Linked DNA regions of Homo sapiens: region 2 is linked to region 1. The links are chromatin loops, found by intact Hi-C in ENCODE. Cell type or tissue: HepG2. All regions are shown on one strand. Each heading gives the region's core, and the rest is flanking DNA. Links, peaks and the distances in the headings are about the cores only. Region 1 has its middle 230 kb from the start of SH3GL2. Region 2 has its middle 330 kb from the start of ADAMTSL1.

Region 1 (11,452 bases), core at 3,263-7,262:
ATGTCTTTAGAGCTTGCCTCCCTCTTTTTTTTCTTCTGTTTTTATATCTCAGCTGTGCTTATTCCCATTCCTCTTGATGTGTTGGTTTAATTCTCTCCTGCCATAGACAACTGTTTGCGCATCATGGGGAAGATGATTGCTGATAGATGTGAGTCTTCATACATAAAGGTAGAAGGTGCCCTTTCTTTTTAATATCCAAATGGGAAAATTGCATGGAAGAAGCCTGATTAGCCCTGCTTGGATCTGTGTCCAACCTTGGACAAGTCACAATGGTCCAAGCACTGTGGTGAGGTGGATAGGGCCCCATAGTAGTCCCAGTGTTGGTCATCGCCCCTCCTTGTGGAGGAGAAGGGCCAAGGCTTTAGGATGGAATCAAAGCAGCTCCCAAATCAAAGTGAAATACTGGACAAACACAAATCAATTGATGTCCACGCTGTTCCTTATATCCATTCTTAGGCTGTCTTAATTGATCTCTTTACCTTTCCCCTCCAGTCTAGGTCCCAACTGGTTCCTGGCTCTTGGTTTTATTTATGTTTTATAATCTCATCTACCCTTAGACTTAATGTTTATATTTGATTCCCTTGCTGAACCTCAAGGATTGTGGCTCAGATGTGCTGTACTATTTCTGCTTTCGACAACTACCTTGAGTAGGATTTCTTTCTGTGGCCAGCCCTAAAGACCTAACTTTTAGCACAAGTTTCATCTTTCCAATCCCCTTGAGATCCTCAGAAACAGAGATCTTGTGTGACATCAGAGTTGTAGTGGATTTAGGGTTCATGTGGCTGATAGCAAGTAGTAAGTCTTCAGTTAACATAAATGCATTGGCAGGAATGAGGGGTGGGATTTCAAGAACATGGAGGTAGAAGGAGAAATATTAAGGTAGGAGGTAGGACCTGAGGACTAACAATGTATCATAATGAGAGCATTGTTGTAGTCACATCTTGGGAAAACTGTGGGGCTTTGAGGTTAAAGGGGAATAGATCACTCCATGGTCAATGAGAAACCTTGGGAATCAGTGACTTCCTTTTATTTGGGAGAGGGTTGATATGACTTTTAAGACTCCATTCATTTGTTTCCTTTCCATATTTTTTTCTTGCAATTTGTTGAATATACAAGATCATTCATTCCATAGAGTTTCCTGCAGTCTGGATTTTGCTTATTGTATCCCTGTGGTGGTATTTTACTTGTTCCTAATATCGTTTTCGTTTCCAGTGATTTGGTACGTAGATCTAGGGAAGTGCCTTGAGTTTTTACCAAGACTACCTCTTAACTAGTGTGTGCTTCCATCAGGAGGTATTTAATCTTTGATAATTTATCTTTTTGTGATTTTGGCAGCTGGGGATGGTCATTCCTTAGATGCATTAATTCATTAGAAGTTGCAAAGTTGTGACATTCTATCATTTCTTTATTTGCCAGAATACTTCTATAAAGAAACTTTCATCATCTACTTTTTTTCGGCATTATAGTCTATAGAGGAAAGATAGAATAAAATCTTGATTTTTTTATTCTGGTTTTGTTTTCAAAATAGTTAACTGACTACCATCTCCAGTGGTGACCAATAAATATTTTTAAAGTATTATGAATTCGTGGATCTAAACATATCTAGTATGCTTTTAATCCATTGGAGTTATCCTTTGATACTCAAATTGTCCCTGCTTTGGCCAGTGTGAATCCATTCAAGTTGAATTCCAAGTACTTTGAATACAACCCTAGGTGTCACTCCAAACTTCCTTGCTTTCTGGTGAGGTGAGAAATACCAGGCTCCTCTGGTAGATTTCTTACCCCAGAACTGGAATTGGCCATTTCTTCAAGGAGTCTTGTTTCTGTTGAGTAGGAGGTAGAATTTAAAGACCACAGCCTAGGTGCTAGGGTGTTATTTTATTTTCGGAATGAGCAAGAACGAGAAGTTATTCAGCTACAATTAACATAAGTAATATGTAAGCGATGACTGGTACTAATTCCATGAAAAGGCCCTACAGATTTTCAGAAAAATTGCAAGGTGTGTTTAAGTACTTTTATGACGTGCCCCCTCCCCTATTATCTTTGGAAGGTCCTTGGGGGCTTCTCAAACACACAGGCTGTTCCTCTTCAGAGGAGCTGACACTGAGGTCTACTGATGGGCCTATGAAACTGCCGATCATGTGAGATATGCTAAGTGAACAGAGAAATCAAACTGTGCTTTCAAATATAAGCCTAAAATTGGAATCACTGGGCCAGATGCTTCAAATTTGAGGCACTGATTTGTGTGAGCAAGCTGTTTCTCACATGGGCAGCCCTATGTAATAGGCCTCAGGAGGGCTAGCAGCAAGGATCTATTTATTTAACGAAGGTTAAACATTCACCCAAGCAGTGTGGGATGCCAGCTGGTGGGGAAGCTATCACAGAGGCTGAAAGGCTGTATCATCCAATCTGTGTGTTCTTTGTGCAGGTGAACTCTGCAGAAAGCTAAATTTGAGTCTGTGTGCTTACAGCCAGTTGTTAATTGTAATGTTCAGTTTCACCATGCACTGATAGCCAGATGCAATGTTTTCTGCCATGGGGCCATTCCTACCAGGAGGTCTGGAATGCACCTTTCCACTAGTCAAACTCCCCCTTCCCTGGACATTGCTGGAGGCTGTTCAAGTTGTATAAAGAGCAAGACTCCTCTTTATAAATGACTTAACTCCACCACCTCCCCCTTTTCTCTTAAAAATATGGCATTTTATGCATTTTATGATGCAGGTCTGCTACATGGTCTGGGTCTTTAGCTGGGGGAATTTTTGCTTGCCTTGTACCCAGCATTTGTTTAAATGCATGAAGACATGAGTGGCCCTTGTCCACACATCTGAAGAAGTTTGCTGACTTTGCTTTCCAAAATTGATTCACTTTATTCTTCCCACCTGAAGATAAGCAGTGGCATCTCCAGAAAGAACATCTGACACACAGAGATGATTGGCTTTTGGGTGAGAACATCAAATTACAGTTGCATATTTGGGTCTTATGAATATGGAGCCACCAAATCCAGCTGATAGTCAGAAACTGAGATAGTATGATGTATCATTTTCTGGCTCATGTTCAATGCAAATCTTAAGTGGTGACAATACCATGTTTCAAAGTCCCTCTTACTAGTACAAGCATGAGAAAATATATCCATATGATGTTTTTATTAAGGAGTTTGGTTATAAGATTTTATCTCTGGGGGAACACAAAACTTTGACCTTCACCTCACCTTCTTCTTTTACCTTTTCTTTTATGGGGGGAGAGGGAGCATATTTGGGTCCAAAAAATGACACAGATAGGCCACCATAAGTATGAATATAATGATTTTCTGCATATGAGGAGGAGGCTGGAGGTGGAGGGGGAAGGGGAATTCTAACCTGTATTGTGGACTCAGTGGCAGTACCCTGGGAGATGCTGGGTTGTGTATATGATAAATCCTGTGATAGTTGCTCCCAGGCCTATGGGCTCCCAGTATCTCCAAAGCAGATGGGCCCTGTAGACTGAAAGAGTGAGCATCTCTGTGGTAATCACTGTGGTTAACAACTGGAGTGCTCATCCAGATGTTTTGATGGTATGCTATGACCCTTCGTAGGAGAACCCCAGTATTGAGTGGGATCGAATTTTCCACCCAAGAGTTGGAATTAAGTGGCTTTGGAAAGAACTGTGATCTGAATTTGTTTGCAAGGCTTGTGCCTACAACTCCCTCCTGAAACCTCAGGGATCTTATGTCATCAATTATCACCTGTCTCCCCTCTCTCTGACCCACTTCCTCTGCTGGTTTTCCTCTTCAATATGTAAATACATTCAAATGTCCCACATCTTGAAATGATACCTTCACCATGCGTTCCCTAACTGTCCCTCAATCTTTCTCCTCCCTTGCATAGCCATCTTCTTGAACGAAGCATCTACTGCTCATATCCATTTCATCTCTCCAACTTAACTGGCTTCTGCTTCTGTACTCAGCAGTCCACAGAACTGTCCTGGTTAAAGGCACCAAAGTGTGGTTTCCTGACCCTGTTTCACTGAAGTGGGAAGTTTCCATCTGGAAACTTTGTTACTTTGCCATTGGAGACGCTTCATTCTTTGCTTTCTCCCTCTGCTGTTTTATAGTCTCTTGTCTCTGTGTAGCTTTCCTTTCTGTCTGTCTGTGGGTATTGGTCATTGTGAGGGCCTCTCTCCACACCCTTTTCTTGTCTCCTTCTCTGTATATATGTTCCCCAAAGAGTGACCAGGTCGACTTCCATAACTTCAATTACCATGTACACATTAATATGTTGAAAATCTTTCTCTTAAGTCCAGATTCTCTGATTTTCATATATGAAATTCAGCTTCTTTAAATTCAGTGTGTAAACAGAATTCATCATTTCCATTGTGTCCTAAATCTAATTCTCCTCCTCAATTGTGAATATCAAGAAGTGACCCATCTACCTACCTCATTATTTAAGCCCCAAACTTTGGATTCATTCTTGACTCCTCCCTTCATCTCATCTTCTAGTTCTCACACGAATGACCAAACTCTGTCCATTCAACTTTCTAATTATTTTTTAGATCTCTCCCTTTTGTTTTATTCTTAGGTCAGACCCTAATCTCTGCCTTTCTCCCCCATCCTCGCTTATACCATTATAGATATCCTACTTGGTCTTCTTCCCTCTTGTCTTGCTCTCTTTCAATTCATTCTCTGCTTGTTTTCAGCCTGATCTTTCGGAAATGCAAATTTCATTGTGTTACATCCTTGCTTAAACCTTGCACTGGTTCCTCACATCAGAGAATGTGAGCATATCAATGAGTATGCTTTAGCTAAAAATAACAGAATACATAACTGGGAGTGATTTAAGCCATAAGGGTTATTTTTTCTTTCATAACAACAAGGACAGAAATAGGTGGTCCCAGAGGTGGGTGGTTCAGCAGCTCTGTAATGTCACCAAGGACTGCCGGCCTCACAGTGTTAGTGATGCTGCCATTCATGTTCACCGGAAGGCTGCAACAGCAACAAGGATCACCTCTTTTCACGACAACTTTGACAGGCAGATTGACATGATGTGTCGTCTCCATGGGTGTCTCCTCTTTTATCATCAAAGAAATTCTATCTCAGCCATCCCTCTGGCAAATGTTCCCTTATATCTCATTGTCCAGAATTTGTTCACAGGGCTATTTCTAGCCATGAAAGCAGTCAGGAAAGTCAGTACCTGGCACATTCAGCCACCAACAGGAAGGCAGACCAGAGGGAAAAAGAAGTCAGGGGACGGTTGGTGAGTGGGCAACCAAAAGTAATTGTCACAACTTTCAATTCCTGAGGTTCTTTCTCACTTCCATGCCTCTCCATCTGTGGCCCCATTGCCTGGAACGTCACTGCCCATCTACACACCCCTCCGTTCACATGGCTCACTCCTACCCTTTTTCAGTCCTCAGCTCAGGCACTGCCCCACACCCCTGCATGCTGGACGAAATGCCCACCTGGTGTTCTAGATGGCATCATTTGTCCTACTCTACTGTAATTCCAAATTTCTCTTCCTCGTACTAGTCTTCAACCCCCTTGAAAACAGGGACTGAATCTTTCCCTCTTTTATAGCCACAGCTCATTTTCTTTGCAGGGACTAAAATATTTTTTAATAATCCCGTGAATGGATTTGAATATAAAGCGGCTTCCTCCGTGAATTTTTCCCCATGGTTTGTTAGCTATCAATAGCCAGTAGAGGGCGCTGTGACCTTTGGCTAGAATGCCCTTTAGCTGTAGTTTGATTCCTGTAGCATTAAGCTGGCTTTTATTTTTATTTTCTCCGAAAGAAGTTCTGATTTTTAGTTTTTTAATCAAAAGATTGAAATAATGCAATAGTTATTTTAGAAATTTGAGTTTTTTTCATCAAAAGATTGAAATCATGTATTAGTTATTTGAAGTTATACTTTGTATAATGTAATGTATCCGTGGAGTATTCTGAGGTCATTCAGAGTTATGGCAAACGTTCAGAATCCTCTGAAGTTTATTACTCAAATGATGTACTCTTTAAGTTCTCCTCCTTAGGCAGAGTGGCTGCAGCTGCTGAGTTCTTGAGAATAGCTGAAGTGGTCCGAAGAGCATCATCTGGTGTCTTAAAAATGTACGAATTTTTTCACTTGTTCAAACACTGTTTCATTTCCCCACTTTGTGGGAAATCACTTAGGCCAGGTTGGCCTAGGATGTTGTGTGGGCAAAAGTGGGTGTTATTTCAGGACTGGAGGGAGAATTGGTCTGGTTTAGGAAATAAGGACAGTGTATCATTCACTCATTCATTCAATCTTACATGCATTTGATAAACACTTGAGAAGCTGCTACCTGCATGGCATTATTCTAGGCACTGGGTCGCAACAGCTAAATGAAGCAGATTAAATCTTTCACTTCATGGAACTTACCTTCCAGGGAAGGAGACAAACAGTTAACTAAACACATGTATAATAAAATGCCAGGAAATCTGGAGACAAACAACCAAATAAACAAATGTATCATAAAACAACAGGAAAACTGTGGAAAAAAATAAGACACAGTAAGGGGTTAGAGGGATGGGGAGGGTGCTGTTTTAGGTATGTGCCATAGAGGAAAGAACGTTCCAGACAGAGGATTCAGCAAGAGCAAAGGCCCAAGGCAGGAGAGTGCCTGGCAAGTTTGAGAGATTCCAGAGAGGCCCCGGGAGCTGGAGCCAGGGGTGTGAGGGGCATGGTGGGAGACGAGATGGGAGAAGTAGGAGTGGATGACGAAGGGCTGGAGGGTCCCCTTAAAGACTGGGATTTTCTTCTCGATGTGATGGGAAGCCATGGGAAGACTTTGAGCAGGGGAGTGGCTTGATCTGATTTACTTCTTTAAAAGAATACCCTGCTGACTGTGAGAGGGGGTGGTCAGCAGTGAACGACTGGCCAGCTGGGAGGCCAGTGTGGGGGCCAGGCCAGAGGCACTGCTGGTTGGAACACAGTAGCAGTAGTGGAGTGGCACACAGTGGTCAGATTAGGCTGCATTGGAAAGATCTTAGAGTTGCCAAGATTTTCAGTGGATTATATAGTGTGTGTGAGAGAAAGAGAGTTGCCAAATCCAGAGTCTCCATTTTTTTCTTTTTCTTTTTTTCTGAGGATGCAATTTAAACAGAGGCCAAACCATTCATCCATCTTAAGCTCTTCTGCACCCTAACAGCAAACGTAGTAACAAACAACTATTGTTTATGTTGTCGTTAGCAATGAGGATCTCTGATTTCAGACAATAGGACTGCAGAATGGAGATGTCCTTCATTGCTCTTGATTGACAGCTATCTGTCAGTCAGGTCTGGATGATCTGCGGGCATTACACACACATGAGCGACCTGCCCATACCTTCAGTGTCCTCTGTTTTCTCTCATGCCCTGCTGCCTGCTTTTTTTTTATCTGGAACAGCAGCATTTCATTTTGTTAGCTGAAGCAAACCACCTTTTTAATGTTCATCTCTGTAACACAGAAAAGAACATGTTCTATCCTTTCTGATAAAGTGCAATGAAACCTCAGTGTGGCATTTGTTATTAGTGCAGGTTGGCCAAATCCCTTGATCAGGACTGATTATAATACTTTTGAGTCCTGTGCCTGTAATTCAGTGAGCTGCACCCAGTGGCGCCTGCAAAGAAAAAACAGGCTCGCCTCCCCCCGGCAATGGAGCCAGTAGGAAAAGAGCATAAGATCCAGTCATAGCCAGGCGCGGTGGCTCACGCCTGTAATCCCAGCACTTTGGGAAGCTGAGGTGGGTGGATCATGAGGTCAGGAGATCGAGACCAGCCTGGCCAACATAGTGAAACCCCGTCTCTGCTAAAAATACAAAAATTAGCTGGGCATGGTGGCATGTGCCTGTCATCCCAGCTATTCGGGAAGCTGAGGCAGGAGAATCGCTTGAATCCGGGAGGCGGAGGTTGCAGTGAGTCGAGATGGCACCACTGCACTCCAGCCTGGGCAACAGAGCGAGACTCCATCTAAAAATAAAAATTAAAAAATAATCTAGTTACTTCTTTTATCAAAAAGAACTCCCAATGTATAGACATGAACCTCATTAAAAATTATGCCCAATACTTTGGGAAGAATATTTGTGCAGCAATTCATAATGAAAAAGCCTGTCCTGGCCAGGCATGGTGGCTCACGTCTGTAATCCTAGAACTTTAGGAGGCTGAGGAAGGCAGATTTCCCGAGCTCAGGAGTTCAAGACCAGCCTGGGCAACACGGTGAAACCCCGTCTCTACTAAAAATACAAAAAATTAGCCGGGCGTGGTGGCATGCACCTGTAGTCCCAGCTACTTGGGAGGCTGAGGCAGGAAAATTGCTTGAACCTGGGAGGCAGAGGTTGCAGTGAGCCGAGATCATGCCACTGTACTCCAGCCTGGGTGACAGAGCGAGACACTGTCTCCAAAAGAAAAAAGAAAAAAAAAAGGAAAAGCTTGTCCTTCAGTGTTCCTGAGTCTCTCACCTTCTCTGCTGCTCCCTGCCTGTTTTGGGTCCCCTCCTCCTATCTTCCTTATTTCCACAAGAGCCTCCTAATTGCAGTCCCTGCACCCGCCACCTGTCTTACCCAGTCCTTCTTTTTTAGAAACTCCTGTTGTGATCTTTTGAAATCGTAGGTTTGATAACATCACTGTTCTTCTCCAAAATTTTGCCCCTATTGTGTACAGAATAAAGCCTGAACATTAAAGTCCTTCATCATCTGGGCCCAATTGCCTTTTAAATTTGCATCTTCTCCCATCCCATCTTTCAACCCTCTGTTCTATGGACAATATACACCCTCAGGATTCCTTTAGTACCAATGTGAATTCAAGGCTTTGCTCTTCTCTGTGCTGTTGCTTCTGTTTGGAATGCTCTTTCTTTTTTCCCTAGGAAACTCCTTACAGATCCTCCAATGCTCAGCTCAAAGCACCTCCTCTGTAAGATCTTATACCACTTCCCCATGTCATTTCCTCTCTATGAGGTCATAGCAGTTTCTAAAACTTCACATGCCATTATCCTAAGCAAATTAAGGCAGAACAGAAATAGATACTGTATTTTCCTACTTGTGAGTGGGAGCTAAATACTCGGTATGCAGGGACACAGAGATGGGAACAATAGGCACTGGGTATTCTGAAAAGGAAGAGGGAGGCAGGCAAGGGTTGAAGAACTACCTAATGGATACCTCATTTACTACTTGGGCAACAGCAACAGGATCATTAGAAGCCCAAACCTCAGCATCTTGCAATACACCCATGTAACAAACCTGCCTTTACCCTCTGAATCTAAAAACAAAACAAAATATCATGTGCGTCTATTATAGTGCAGAAGCTAATAACTAAAGCTGTTATTAAGGGATTTCTATGTGTCAGGGACTCCTTTAAGCTTTTTCTATGTATAATAATATGAATCTATGTCTTCCACTCGAGACTACTTGAGGATCAAGTTTTGCTTACATTCTGTAATGTTTCAGGGCTTAGTAATATACCAGAGGTATAATTCATGCTTATGCATTGTCCACTGAGTAAAGACCCAAAGATTTTGTTTTTGCCTTTGCTGGTTCTCAAGCACCTCCTGATGGTTGTTAGAATTCCCATAAGAATTCTGAGAAGACTTAAAAAAAAAGTCCTTTTTCACTAAGATGAAGTTTGGGGATGCCTCACTTTATAAACCATGGGCTATGCCTCAATTCACCACAGAGGATAAATCAAATTACCTCCTCTCCTATCAAGAGCACTTCTCATTTCTGACATTAATCGTAGATGTAACATGTTTTAGATAATAAGATGAAATGTAATTAATTTGCTCTACATGTTGTAAAGTTCTATTCACATATGTGCTAAATAAAGAACTCAGATTTGTCTTACCTTTCCCTTCTCCCTTGTGCAATTTAATGGTTTAGGAGTTCTGGTATAAAAATAAAGAGCAAGTGGAACATTTTCCCTTCACTCTGAAAAGTTTCAAGGGTCACTAGGAATTTCTATACACTCTGAATTAAGAAAACTACAAATATAAGAAACTGTATGGGTTCAGCTTTGTTCTGATGCTGCTTTGGACTCAGAAGGGTGGAACATCTGCAAACACCTGCTTGGTCCTATATCTGCAGGGGGAAGAGGCTAATCTAAATGCTACCATGGGAGCTCAGGGGTGTAAAAGAATGCTCTTTTCATGAGAGAAAGAGTGAAAAAAAATGTAGGCAGTTAGATGATTGATTGATAGATAAGTGTACAGTCAGACCCTTTGATACCTGGATTAAGACTCTTACACAATATCGGGGGGGAACCACAGTTAATGCCTGCTTCTGACTGAAGTCCTCTGAACAGGCAGAGACATCCTCCTGACAACCAGGATGGCATAATCTAGTTCAGGATCTGGGGAAAAGCTATTTTGAATGTAAAACTGGGTACAGGTGGTACCATTCCAGTGTCTTACGTGAAGATCCCAGGAAAGTTGGACCTAAGTTTTCCTCAAGAGGGCAGACTAAAATACAACCAGGGGCATATGCCGGTCCTGCAGCCTAATAAATAGCCCCAAAGACTGGTGTAAAAAGAAGGCTTTTCCATCAACTACAGAAGAGGAAAATAGTGGTGGACAAAAATCAGCAGCAGCTACCAAAGGAAGCTCCCAGTGGGCAAGCAAAAAAAAAAAAAAAAAAAAAAAAAAAGACATCTGTGGAGCCAGGAGCACTTCATTGACCACTTTGAGGAAAGTGAGACCTGACGTGGGATGAGAGAGGTGTCTAAGGGAAACCGGAGTTGGGTTTCTTATTTAAGGATTAAGGAAGCATAGGAAATGTGGAAAAGCACAAAACCACTAAAAAACTTCTCCATGAGTGTGTGCTGCCCAGCCATTTTGCCTAGATTGGTCATACTGACTGATCTGGGGTGGGGTGTGTGTGTGTGTGTGTGTGTGTGTGTGTGTGTGTGTGTGTGTGTGTGTGCGCGCGCGCACGCACGTATACATTGGGAGACGGTATTACGGTATAGCAGAAGCATTTTCTTTATGGTGGTTGCTGTGTTGTACTATGGTTTGTTGTTTGGTGTTTCTCTCTCTTGCCAGATTGTGAACTAGGTGGGAGAAAGCAGCATGCATCATTCCTTGTTGTACTGCTAGAACCTAACTCAGAACGTGGACTGCTGATTTATCCATAAATCTTGGTGAATGAACTAATTTATGAATGAATCAGTGGATAAATGGATCAAGCTGTGGTTTGGCTTTCTTTCACTGAAGGCTGACTCCATATGCTTCCATATGCTGCTTTCTAAAAAATATTTCAGTCATCTCTGAGAAAGTTTACCACTAGCATAATCTGCATTTTAAAGGTGGAGGACTAAGAATATTTTCTTATCTATGCAGGCATGGCTGGAAAGAACAGATTCATGGTTAACAGTCTCTTTCAGTGGGTGTGAGACAAAGACTTGTGCCTCCAAATGCACTCTGCAGATTCAGCCCAGCCTCCCAGAGCTCTAATAAAGGGCCAAAGCACCATTGTCCTCTAATTCAACTCTTTCATCCAATA
Region 2 (11,452 bases), core at 3,124-7,123, 330 kb after region 1:
TCATGGGAGTATGGCGAAAAGTAAGTATTAAATGAGGCAATATGTGTTCAAATTGCTCTGTAAATGGAAAGGAATATGTATTATAATTATTATACTTTTAGAATTTTCTTAAAACCAAACTGTGTTTCAGGTTTTAAACCAGATATACATACATATCTTGCATGTGTTTTTTCTAGATAGATATCTCCCCAATTATCTCTTTTATACCCATGTATCCAGCAGCTAAGGATTTTAAGGCAGAGTATGCTACTTTTAGGGAGTAACGAACTTGAGGAGGCTGTAGGTTTGCAAACCTGCAAATTTGCTGAATTTTTGAAAATTCATTTGCATTTGAATTTATACTCCAGCTTCATAGTACACAAAGCAGCTGGTGTGCGGCCATGGCTACTAGTGCTGGGCATTGTTTCTTCTGTGATGTTCCTCCTGTGGAACACTGACTTTGAAAACACGTTTTCGTAGTGTGACTGTTCTAAATTTACCTTGATGATAAAGGAAACACTATAGAGACACAGTAAGCGAGTTCTAGGAGTCCCAGAGATCAAAAGGAAAAAAAGGAGGGTGAGGTTATGCTTTCTGCAGCATCCTCACGAACTCCTGCTGGAGCACCAGCATTCCAGTGAGATTATTTAGCTTCAAGTAGATCTTGTCTCGGGTGGTTGAAATGTCAAGACCAAGATCTAACGCTCTGCCTCAAGTGGATTGCACCATAGCCATAAGCCTCTTGCATGCCCTCATGAGTTTAAAGAGTGCATAGTTGACTGTGTGTATGAGTGTGAATATGTGTGTGTATGAGGAAGACTGATAATCTGGAGACGTGGATTTTACTTGTGTCTGCCACTAAGGAACCTTGCAGGAGATTACCTCACCTGTTTTAATTTCATTTCTCTTGCCTAGATGATAAAGGGTAGAATGAGATGCTCTCTTAAGATGTCTTCCTGTAACATCTTATGGTTTTTTGACTGATTGACTGATTGATTCAGCAAACCTTGAACCTTATGGAATTGTGATTCTAAATGCAGTGTTGAAATGGCAATCTTTCGTCAATGTAGTTTCTGTGTTCTGTATTCATGAGGCATATGTTGTTCCCTAAGTCAGTGTTAGATTTCCTCCTTTCACTCCCAAGGCAGAGGAGGGCACATGGCAGCATATTTACCTGATTCTACAAGGTCTCCTACACCTTGAAGTAGAACCGATGACATTACTTGTCAGCAGATTTAACAGCAACAAGAGTGTCTTCATTTGTGATGAATGAAAGCTTCCCAAAGTGGGTGAGAGAGAACAGAGTCAAAGGAAGGGGTGCCAACTTCCTTCTTTTGCATTCCACCTTCTGTTAACCATCCTATTCTGATAACCCCTGAGAAAATCCACAGAAGAGTTTTAATACCTCTAGATGGGAATCCTTCCAAGGAAGTGAGTTCCATCCAACTTTTAGGTATCCAAGAAATCATGAATTAATAGCTACTGAATATATGCCATGCTACATATACAAAATAACCCATATAGCTATCCTATGTGACTGCTATGTAGGTTATATTTTAACCTTATAAACTGCAGAAGTAAGACAAGATATAGACATGAGATCACAATTTTTTTCCCACTCATATTGGTCCACTTAAGCTTGAATTTTGAATTTTACATTAGAAAATTTCAAATATATATCTTGTGGTTCATCCCCTAAATTAAAATATGATTCCTCTTTGTTGGTTTCTTATGATTTCAGCCAGTCACCAAAGCTCATATCCTCCTCTGTCTCCAGAGACTGATGAAATTTTTAGGTTCTGGAAATTTAGAGGATGCTAATGATCTCGTATTCAAATAAGTCAAATAAAAATTTGCAATGTATTGAGCCAGGCATTGTAATTGAGAGAAATACCTAAGTGGCATGTATTCATTTATGTACCAACTATTTGCTAGGTGTATTCTGTGTGTAAATCACTGCACTGGGGATGCAAAGCTAAGCAAACCCTAGCCTACTCTTAAAGAATTTAACCCATAATAGGGAAGTTAGACTTGACAAAAATTACCTAAATACAAAGTAAAAGAAGCCATTGAAGTGGGAAAACGTTTCTAAGATGTTAGAAAAGGCTCTTTTTCTTTATCCTCTTTGCTGATGGCCCCCAAGACCACCCTCAGTTTCAGTGATTTGCCGAGACTCAGGACTCAGCATGTAGTCATACTCATGGCTATGATACAAAGTAAGATCAGCAAAGGGAAAAGGTGTATGGGGCAAAGTCCAGCAGAGACCAGGAGCAAGCATCCAAGAGTCCTGTCTCCCAATGGAGTCAGTACTGAATGAGCTGACTTTCTCCAGCAACAAGTTGGACACACATGTGTGAAATGTTGCCTACCAGGGAAGTCTATCAGAGACTCAACACTAGAAGATTTTTACTGGGGGCTAGTCATATAGGTGTCCTCTCCCTAGCACATACCAAAATTCTAGACTCCCAGAAGGAAAGGAGGTGTTCCATATAAATCACATTGTTTGTGCAACAACTGAGGCAGTGAGCCATTCATCATCAGTTCTGAGAATGGTGGGAGCATGCCTGAAATCCAACTTTCCAGAAGCCAACCAAGGACCAACCTAGTGAGCAGGCCTTTCAAAGGATAGCAGTCTCTGGCCTGGTATGTTAACTGTTTTCTGCACACCATCAAAAAATTATCATGGAAAGCAGTAATGGAAATAAAGATCCCAGAATAGTTAATGTGACAGAGCTGTCCAAAATTAGGCTACTTGGAAAACAATGAGAGGGAGGCAAAATTTCATGTAGCCATTTCATTCATCCTTTCATTTTTGTGGCCACCAAGTATTTGGTGAGCTCTGAAAAGAGAGTGAGCACCAGAATGGTTTCTTATTTATATGAATGTATCATGTGACCCAACACCCTGGAATCAGAATGATAGTTTACTTGGAAATTCTCACATTTTTATTGAGTGACTGATGCCAAGCCCTGGGCTCGAAGCTAGTAGTGTGAAGAGGTCAGAGCAGATTCCTGCCCTCACAGGGCTCACAGGTGGACACGGTTTACCTTCTCAACCAACCCCCACCCCATGCTCAATAGTGCTGAGCTCAGTGAGAAGGGGAGGAGAGTGGAAGAGCAGTTGAAGGAGGTTTGGGTTCCTCATCATGGACAGAAGAACATGTTAAGGCAGCAGTGCCTTAACAGCCCAGGGAACTATAGGCTGGGAAAGAGGCTCTAAGAAAACAGCTCTGGACACCAGCAACATGCTGTGCTGTCCCCAGAACACCAGGCCAGCTTTTCTAGAACACAGAGTCACAGGGCCTCGATTCAAGATTCTGAGGTTAAAGCAGTTGAAACAAACACAAGGCTCATAGTTGGAGAAATGAGAGCCCCCTCACTCCAGTTCAAGTAACCAGCTAGAGGCAGCACAGAGGTGTCTAGCACCCTACCTGCACAGCCTGGTGGTGGCCAGCACTTCTTCCAAGTAGCCTTCCATCACAAGGTTGGTGGCCTGCTCTTTGTGGCAGCCCCTCTCTCACTGGACTACAGAAGTACTTCTTGACCATTCGATTATTGGGATTAATGGTATATTCCTCACAGCATCTCCTGTGAGCATCTGACAGCATCTCCTGCACATCACATACTCCTGTAGATCTTGTCACTGACTCTTTCACCAACAGGCGTTACTGAGAAAGGAGGTACTGTGGTATTTCAAACTCAGGAAATTGACCAGATTCTACCTCCTCACAAACCACTGTGCAGCTGTGGTCAAGTGACTTCACTTTTCTAAGTCTACATCTTCTCACTGAGACACAAGGATAGCAGTACTTCCCAGGGCTGTGGCCAGGTTCAGTGAAACTTTACATCTGTATCACCTGGGATGGCCCAATATGTAGTAGGCAAACTCAGTAAGTGAGAGTTCTTGTCCTTTTTCCCTGCAGGAGCTTGCCTTGGATGTTAGAGAACACTGAGGAATGTTCCAATAGCTTTAGAAACAAGAGCTCTAGCAGTCCCCTGACCTCTTCCCCTTCTTTTTCTCCTGCCTGCGGTATCTTCTACCATCAAGTTACAGAATGAGTCTGGAGAGAACAGCTGCTTCTGTTGTTCCATGCTCCACACACAGAGCTCACCAAATACATTAGAATATCTGAGGTCAAGCAGCACCCATATTCCTTTCCCTCACTTGCTATTTCTTCAAGGTTCTTGCTGTCTTTGTCTGTGCTAACAAAGGACAAAGAAAAAGTCAGTGGAATAGGGAACAATGAAATTAAGACCGGCTCTTCTTTTCATAATATGCGTTCTTTAAAACCTTAGAAATCTCTTTTGCATCTAACTCCTGTTCTCCCTCCTTTGATCTCCATGGAGGGCACCCCCTCACCTAATTCTGTCCCTCAGGTTTTACAGTGGGGACTTGGAAAAGTATTTGGAGACTTGGAACAACTTATGAAGCAGGTGCAGCTGAGAAAACTGAGGCAGAGATAAATATATCTCTTGCCACAGTTCCACATCTAGCAAGAGGCAGATTTTTAACACGGAAGTCAGAGAATCTATGCATTTATCTATCACAGTATGCTGGCTCTCTAAAAAGGAGAGTGGCCTTTGACAAGAGATGACAACAGGGTTGCATCACAAAGCTATTGTCTTAACAAGTGACCCAGGCCATATGTATGTGCCATAGTGCCAAAGAGTGGTAAAATCTTCCGAACTTTAGAATGAGGCAGGGATAGAGTTCAAATCCTGGTTTAGCTAGTTTCTACCCTAAACTTTCTGAGAATTTGTTTTCTAGTCTATCACACCGGGGGGTAATGCTTACTTTTGGTATGGTTTTGAAGATGAACTAGTGTACATGAAACACTAGTCTGGGTTTTGGAATCCAGTAGGGACTCAGTAAATACTGGGTGCAATGAGGATGATGCAGGTCTGTCGATGGCAGTTTCACTCCAATGCTAACAGGGCAGCATTGAGCCTGGACAAAGTGGAATTTGTTGGAGTTAAACAAGCTTGTAATCAGAAGGCTTAACCACCTTCTACTCTCTGCTGCCATCTAGGAAAGTGGAGCTGGAGCCAGAGGACACACTCATTTTAAGACTCTGGATTGGCATGTTCCCCTTAAGGGGTATGCTCTGAGGAACCCCATGGAGCCTCTGGACCAAGTTCCCTTCTCCTTCATTTAGCAATTACACATGGGCTCTGGTCAATTGGTTCTAATTGAAGGATTTTAAAAAGTGGGTTTGCAGCTTCTCTCCATCCCAAGTACATCTTCCTTTCCCACAGTCAGTAACTTCCACTTCACTCTATTTTTTATGGCAGTTGGGGGTAAGGGCTGTGGAGCAGGACAATGTTGCTTAGCAGCGAATATCAGAGCTGCCGTGTGCTTTTGTGTTTTTTTTAAAGCCGGGTTTTTTGTCACTCTGTCTGATGGAATCATATTGGCATCCTCCCTTGTCAGAACCCCATGGGTCAAGTGTAGGCGTGTGCATGCTTTATAGATGGGTCCCCATTCCTGCCTGGTGCCTGCTCAAGATGATGGTTGCTGCTGGTTTTGTTTAACAGACACTTCATTCTGCAAATTCTCAAGTGCAAATCACCTTTTGTTTCTTTTATCCCTGGCAATAATGAAGGGCTGAACTGGAGCTTAAATAATTCTTTCAATGAATACATTAAACAGACTCTTTCATTATAGATGTTAGAGGAATGAAAATAATTTGCACAAAGCCACATTTCCTTCACAGAGTTTTAAAAGAAGTGAGGGAACTGCCATTGAGGGAACAATTAATTTTGTTTCTGTAGGAAAATGGGGAGGGGGCAGATAAAATATGTTTTAAGACTTTCCAAAAGATTTCTGGTGGGAACGTTTAACAACTGAGTAAAACGTTGCCTCAGGAAAGATAGTGCTATTTGGAGCTGTGTTTTTGTGGCAGTTTCTTACTATCTTCAGAACACATGAAGAATGGAACTCTCTCCTGATTTTGAGAGTTAAAACTTACTACAAGGACAAGTAATTTTGAAAGTGATGTTTCTATTAAGGCTATGGGATACACTTTGCATGTCCTAATAGTATATACATCTTTTTCTTTCTTTCTTTCTTTCTTTCTTTCTTTTTTTGAGACCGAGTGTCCCTCTTGCTCAGGCTGGAGTGCAGTGGCGCGATCTTGGCTTACTGCAACCTCTGCCTCCTGGTTCAAGCGATTACTCTGCCTCAGCTTCCTGGGTAGCTGGGATTACAGATGCCCACCATCAAACCTGGCTAATTTTTGTATTTTTAGTAGAGACAGGGTTTCACCTTGTTGGCCAGGCTGGTCTCGAGCTCCTGACCTCAGGTGATCCTCCCTCCTCGCCCTTCCAAAGTGCTGGGATTACAGGCACGAGCCACCACACCTGGCCCTAATAGTGTATATCTCTTTATGGCTAAACTTACACATATGTAAAATTGGCTATTTAAATTTTCCTCCTATTTCAGTGCCCCTTACATTCTTCCTACCATTTTCCTATTCCCCAGGTCTTCCCCATTATTTACTTTCTATTTTGGTTGGATTAAAACGAATTTTTGCAAAGATACTAGCTTTTTAGAAGCAGAGAATTTTAAAACTTTATGTTAAATGAGATAATTAAGACTTGTAGGAATGACAGAGTGGCCCAAAGTCACCCAGCTCAGAGGGGTCCATGTACTCCAGTAGCTTTCATTCAGGTGAGTACTCCTGCCAAGATACCTGGCCGAGGATAACACTCTGTTTCTAAACAGTGGGACTATGATGGAGTTACAGCAAAATGAACTCTGTCTCAGCATGATAAAGATATTTTCCTTCAGATCTTTGGAGCTGTCAGGTCAGCAGGCTGCCTCATAAAGATGCAAATGCATAGATAATAGAAGTGTCCAAACAGAGATTGTGGGAGCTGCTGTGAGAGCTGGAGTGAGGAGATGGCCTCATTCTAGTTAAGGGTCTACAACAATGATATCAATGTTATTTAGGTATAACCTGATCATTCTGACAGCTAAAGAGGTGAAACAACTCTTAGTGGCATTTATATGTTAAAAGTAGACTGTTGAGGATAGAAAACTTTAAAAGCTCAAAGAAAGAGACCATAAAGGTATATTAGTAACAAAAGAGTTGAGCGTTCTTAAGCAATACCCCATAGGTATTCAATGTTATGCACAATTGCTGTGACCATTTGTTTTCGGTTCTTTGAGGACCATGCAGGAGCTTATTTGGTAACTATTTGACAGGTTCTACATGTGCTGATCCTCAGTTTCTTGCGTTCTAAGTGACTCACATTAATAACTCCTAGTGCTTTACAAACTTGAGGGAATGTTAATCATCATGTTAGTTTTATTAATCCATTAATAACTGCATATAACCTACAATGATCCTTTCACTCTACCAATTTTAAAATTGCATGATTATGGTGCTGGAAAAATTGGATATTCGAAACATGCAACAAAATGAACCCAGACACAGACCTCATATCTTTCATAAACATTAGCTCAAAAGTGGATTATAGACCTAAGTGTAAAATGCAAACCTATGAAATTCCTTGACTATAATATATGAGAAAACCTTGAGTTTGGTGATGAGTTTTAGATGTTAATATAATACCAAAAGCATGATCCATGAAAGAAAATTTATAAGCTAAACATTATCTAATTAAAATCTTTTTCTCTGTGAAAGACAGTTACAAGAATAAAAAGACAAGCCCATAGAATGGGAGAAAATGTTTGCAGACTAAATATCTCATAAATGACTTGTGTTTAAGATAAACAAAGAGCTCTTAAAACTCAACAATAAGAAAACAAACAGGCAAAAACTTGAATAGACACTGCATCAAAGAGAATACACAGATGGAAAAATAACCATATGAACAGATGTTCAACATAATCTATCACTAGGAAAATGCAAATTAAAACCAAGGAGATACTACACACCTATTAGAATGACTAAAATCCAAAAACTAGTCAATATTAATTGTTGAGAAGGATACAAAGCAACACATTCTCATTCATTGCTAGTGGGAATCAAAAATACACCAGGTTTGAAAGATTGTTTGGCAGTTTCTTAGAAAGCTCAAAATAGTCTTACCATATTTACATACCATAGTTACTGTATGATCCAGCAATCACATTTTTAGGTATTTACTCAACCAATTTGAAAATTTATGTCCACACAAAAACCTGCAGTCAGATATTTATGGCAGCTTTATTTATAGTGATCAAAAATCGCAAGAAACCAAAATATCCTTCAATAGGTGAATGAAATACTATTCAGCAATAAAGAGGTATGAGCTATCAAGCCATGCAAAGGTATTGATGAATCTGAAATACATATTGCCGAGAAAAAGAAGCTAGCCTGAAAAAGCTACATAGTATATGATTCTGATTTTATGACATTTTGGGAAAGGCAAAACTGGATAGATCAATAGTTGCTAGAGGTTTTGAGGGAGGGAACAGGGTTGAATAGGTAAAACACAGGGGACTTTTTAGAGTGGTGAAATTATTATGTATAATATGGTAATGGCAGATACATTACACTAAGCAACACTTTTTTGTTAACACAGGCTATCTGCAAGGCATATGCTCAAACAATATTTGGTGAACATGCGGTCTTCAGTGAATGTGGTAGTGTGCCCTTATAAAGAACACACAGGATTCAAGGGTTTAGGAGATTTTCATTTATAGTCTGTATATACTTCTGTATTATTGAAAAATATTACAAGAATGCATTTAAATATTATACATGTTAAAGCATGAAATTTATTGTGTAGAATTTTATGGTGATTTAGTGCATTGCAAAGCAAATTCATTCTGTCCCACATTTCTAAGTGGCTAACACCTTTCTATTTCTCTTTCTCCTTTTAGACTCTATCTCTTTGAAGGCATGGATCTTACCATTGAATTACTTACAGGTTTTAGCATAGTTGTTTAAATATATTTAGGCACTCAAGAATATTTAATATAATAGTATTCCTTAATTTCTAAGAAAACACAGTCCCGTATTCAAATTCCAATTCTACCATTGGTCAGGGTACGTAACCTCTGAAACTTAGTTTGACCAAGTATAAAATATAAATAATAATACTGAATTCATTTTGCTGATTTGTGAGGATTTGATTCTAGCTATAGAAAACCTAGACTAATTTTTGATATAAGTTAGGAATGTAATAAATGGTTTTAAAGAAAGTGATGGCTATAGATGGATAGAAATAGTATAATATTTTAGTTAATCAGGAAAAAAGGTGGCTTAGCAACCAGAATAAGAAAGACGTTGGTAGGTGGTATGGGGACAAGATGGGAATGGCTCACCACTTAGCACCTATTGGACACAGTCTTGGTTTCCATCAGCTCATTCACTGCTTGGAACCAACTTGCAGCATCTATTTGCATTATTGCAGAATGGGTATAATTTGGGGGTATTCCCTCTTCCTATCTGCTCTTTACACTGGTAAGGCTACCCAAGAAGCAGATGTGCTTGATTTCTTATAAGTCTCATTTTCACTGCCATCAACTAAGCAGAATAGGACTTTCCATAGAGTCTTGCACACAGAATGGAGGCTCAATTGTTATTTTTTGGCTGACCTATTCTTTTGTTCCAAAAGACCAAAGCAACTGTAGAAACTGTTATCTAGAGGCTGTTCCATTCCATTGATTGAGCTTCAGGGTTCCACATAAGTAGGCATGAAAATGAACATAGGTGGTTTACAGTTCAGAGCACATCATTATATTTTGCAAGAACAGTGTATTCCACTATTCTCTACAGTTGCACAGCATGAAGCTTTTATCTCCATATTGGAGATACCAGCTTCTCTTTGGCATTTTAGGAAGTTTTTACCTGCCATTATCTCTTCTACTAGACTGTAAGACCATGGAAAAAAGAGACCATATTTATTTTTGTGTTCAACACCTCCAGCACCTGACACAGCTCTTATAATGTAGTAGAAGCTACATAAATATTTGTTGAAATGACCAAATCTGCTTCATCGATGTAAAGAATATTTTAAAACCCTAGAAACATAGTAATGTGTCTACAACAAAAACCTGACAAACTTTTAGATTTTAAAAAATAGAGTTTTGGTAGAGAAGGGAGTGGGCTTTTTGGAACTGAAGGGAAAAAAGCTCACATTTTTTCATGTCTACATAGTATAAACAAATGGAACATCCTATTTTCAGTTTGAGTTTGAAAAAGAATGTTTGTTTAACATTCAGTCACCTACACTTCAGTGACAGCCAAAAAAAAAAAAACATGGATGATTAACAGGGTAGAGGAATTTATTTGGTAACTATAAAACAGAAATGTCTCTTAAAAAGTCAAGATCAGATACTAAAGTCAAGTCAAATGGGAATCGGCACAACTATAATTAAAATTTGCAACCTCTATGAAGAGTGAGTAAAATGTTAGAAGCATCCATGAATTCTAGAAAGGACAAGAACGAGCAAATTACAAAGTTCTACAGAAACTTACCTATAATAAATAAAGAATTTTTTATTTTATTTTTCCACTTCTCCCAGGATATTGATAACAGTTGATGATTAGGTTCCAGGTAATGAAGCTATAAAAATTAATAAGCAGGACCTTCAAATGACTCATTAGCTAATCCTTCATTATCCATTTTTTAATGGGTGACACATTTAACACATTTGGTAATATACTCAGGGGCACATTTAAACAAAAAGAGTTTGGTGAAGCAATTTGAAAAACATGTAAATATTTTTATTAGTGTTAAATTTGCCTAGATTCTAGTTGATTAAATATAAGATAGGCTCTAAGTCTATATGTAATACATGTTTACACTTTAGACCCTTTCCTTATCTATTCCCACTTTAGTGTTTTTGTTTTAACCTCTAAAAGGAAAAATCTTCTAGACTTATCTCACTAAAATTTTGTTTTATGATTATTTGCCAGCAGGTTCTCCAATAGAAAGTGTTTATGGAGAACTGGGAATTTTTAAGTGGCTTATGCTGTAGAGGAATAGATGATTGATTCCCCAAACTTTGGAGAGTAGCTCCTCTGAGCCAGGATACTCTGCTAGGGCTAGAAACTGGGAGATGAACCAGACCCTTCTTAGTGAGCTCGTCATCGGGCAAGGAGTCAGACTTACCGAGATAATGTTGAGTAAATATAAACCTATAGAGTTATAGGTGGGCACGCAAGTCAGATGGAACTGAAAATGTAAAGCCATAGAGGAGCAGATGATCATGGTGGGTTCAGAAGGCCAGAAGCCATCCAATGTTGCTAAAGCATTAAGAGCAAAGAAGAAAAAATGGTTGGAGACGAGTCTATAGGGATAAATGGAGACCCAACAGAAAAGGCTTTGGGGGCCTTTAAAAGGAGGTTAAGTTTACAATCTAGATAATTGTAGAAAAGTGGTACAATTTAGTACCACTTGCTACTGCAGTGGTTTCTGGAGCACAACATCACATCACCAGGGAGTGTGTTAGAAAAGCATCATCTCAGGCCCTAACCCAGACCTCCTGAGTGAGAACTGATAATATAATGAGATTC

What was found. Hi-C counts contacts between places; a loop is a spot of excess contacts. Peaks named below come from ENCODE experiments on the same cell type or tissue, not always from the same donor. Only the 100,000 strongest peaks of a DNase experiment are listed, where the experiment ranks them.
Region 2: it touches region 1 in a loop (5-fold over the local background); 17 of 110 quality-filtered maps call a loop at or near these places.

What each region holds. Positions count from the first base shown.
Region 1 is chr9:17,805,518-17,816,969 of GRCh38, forward strand. No RefSeq gene overlaps it. Among named protein-coding and RNA genes, the nearest start is that of SH3GL2, 230 kb to the left of the region's middle. In HepG2, for the core only: a CTCF peak has its summit at 5,679 (motif pointing right); a DNase peak (open chromatin) is centred at 5,664.
Region 2 is chr9:18,138,162-18,149,613 of GRCh38, forward strand. It overlaps a transcript of ADAMTSL1 not described here. Among named protein-coding and RNA genes, the nearest start is that of ADAMTSL1, 330 kb to the right of the region's middle. In HepG2, for the core only: a CTCF peak has its summit at 4,996; no DNase peak of the experiment used is centred there.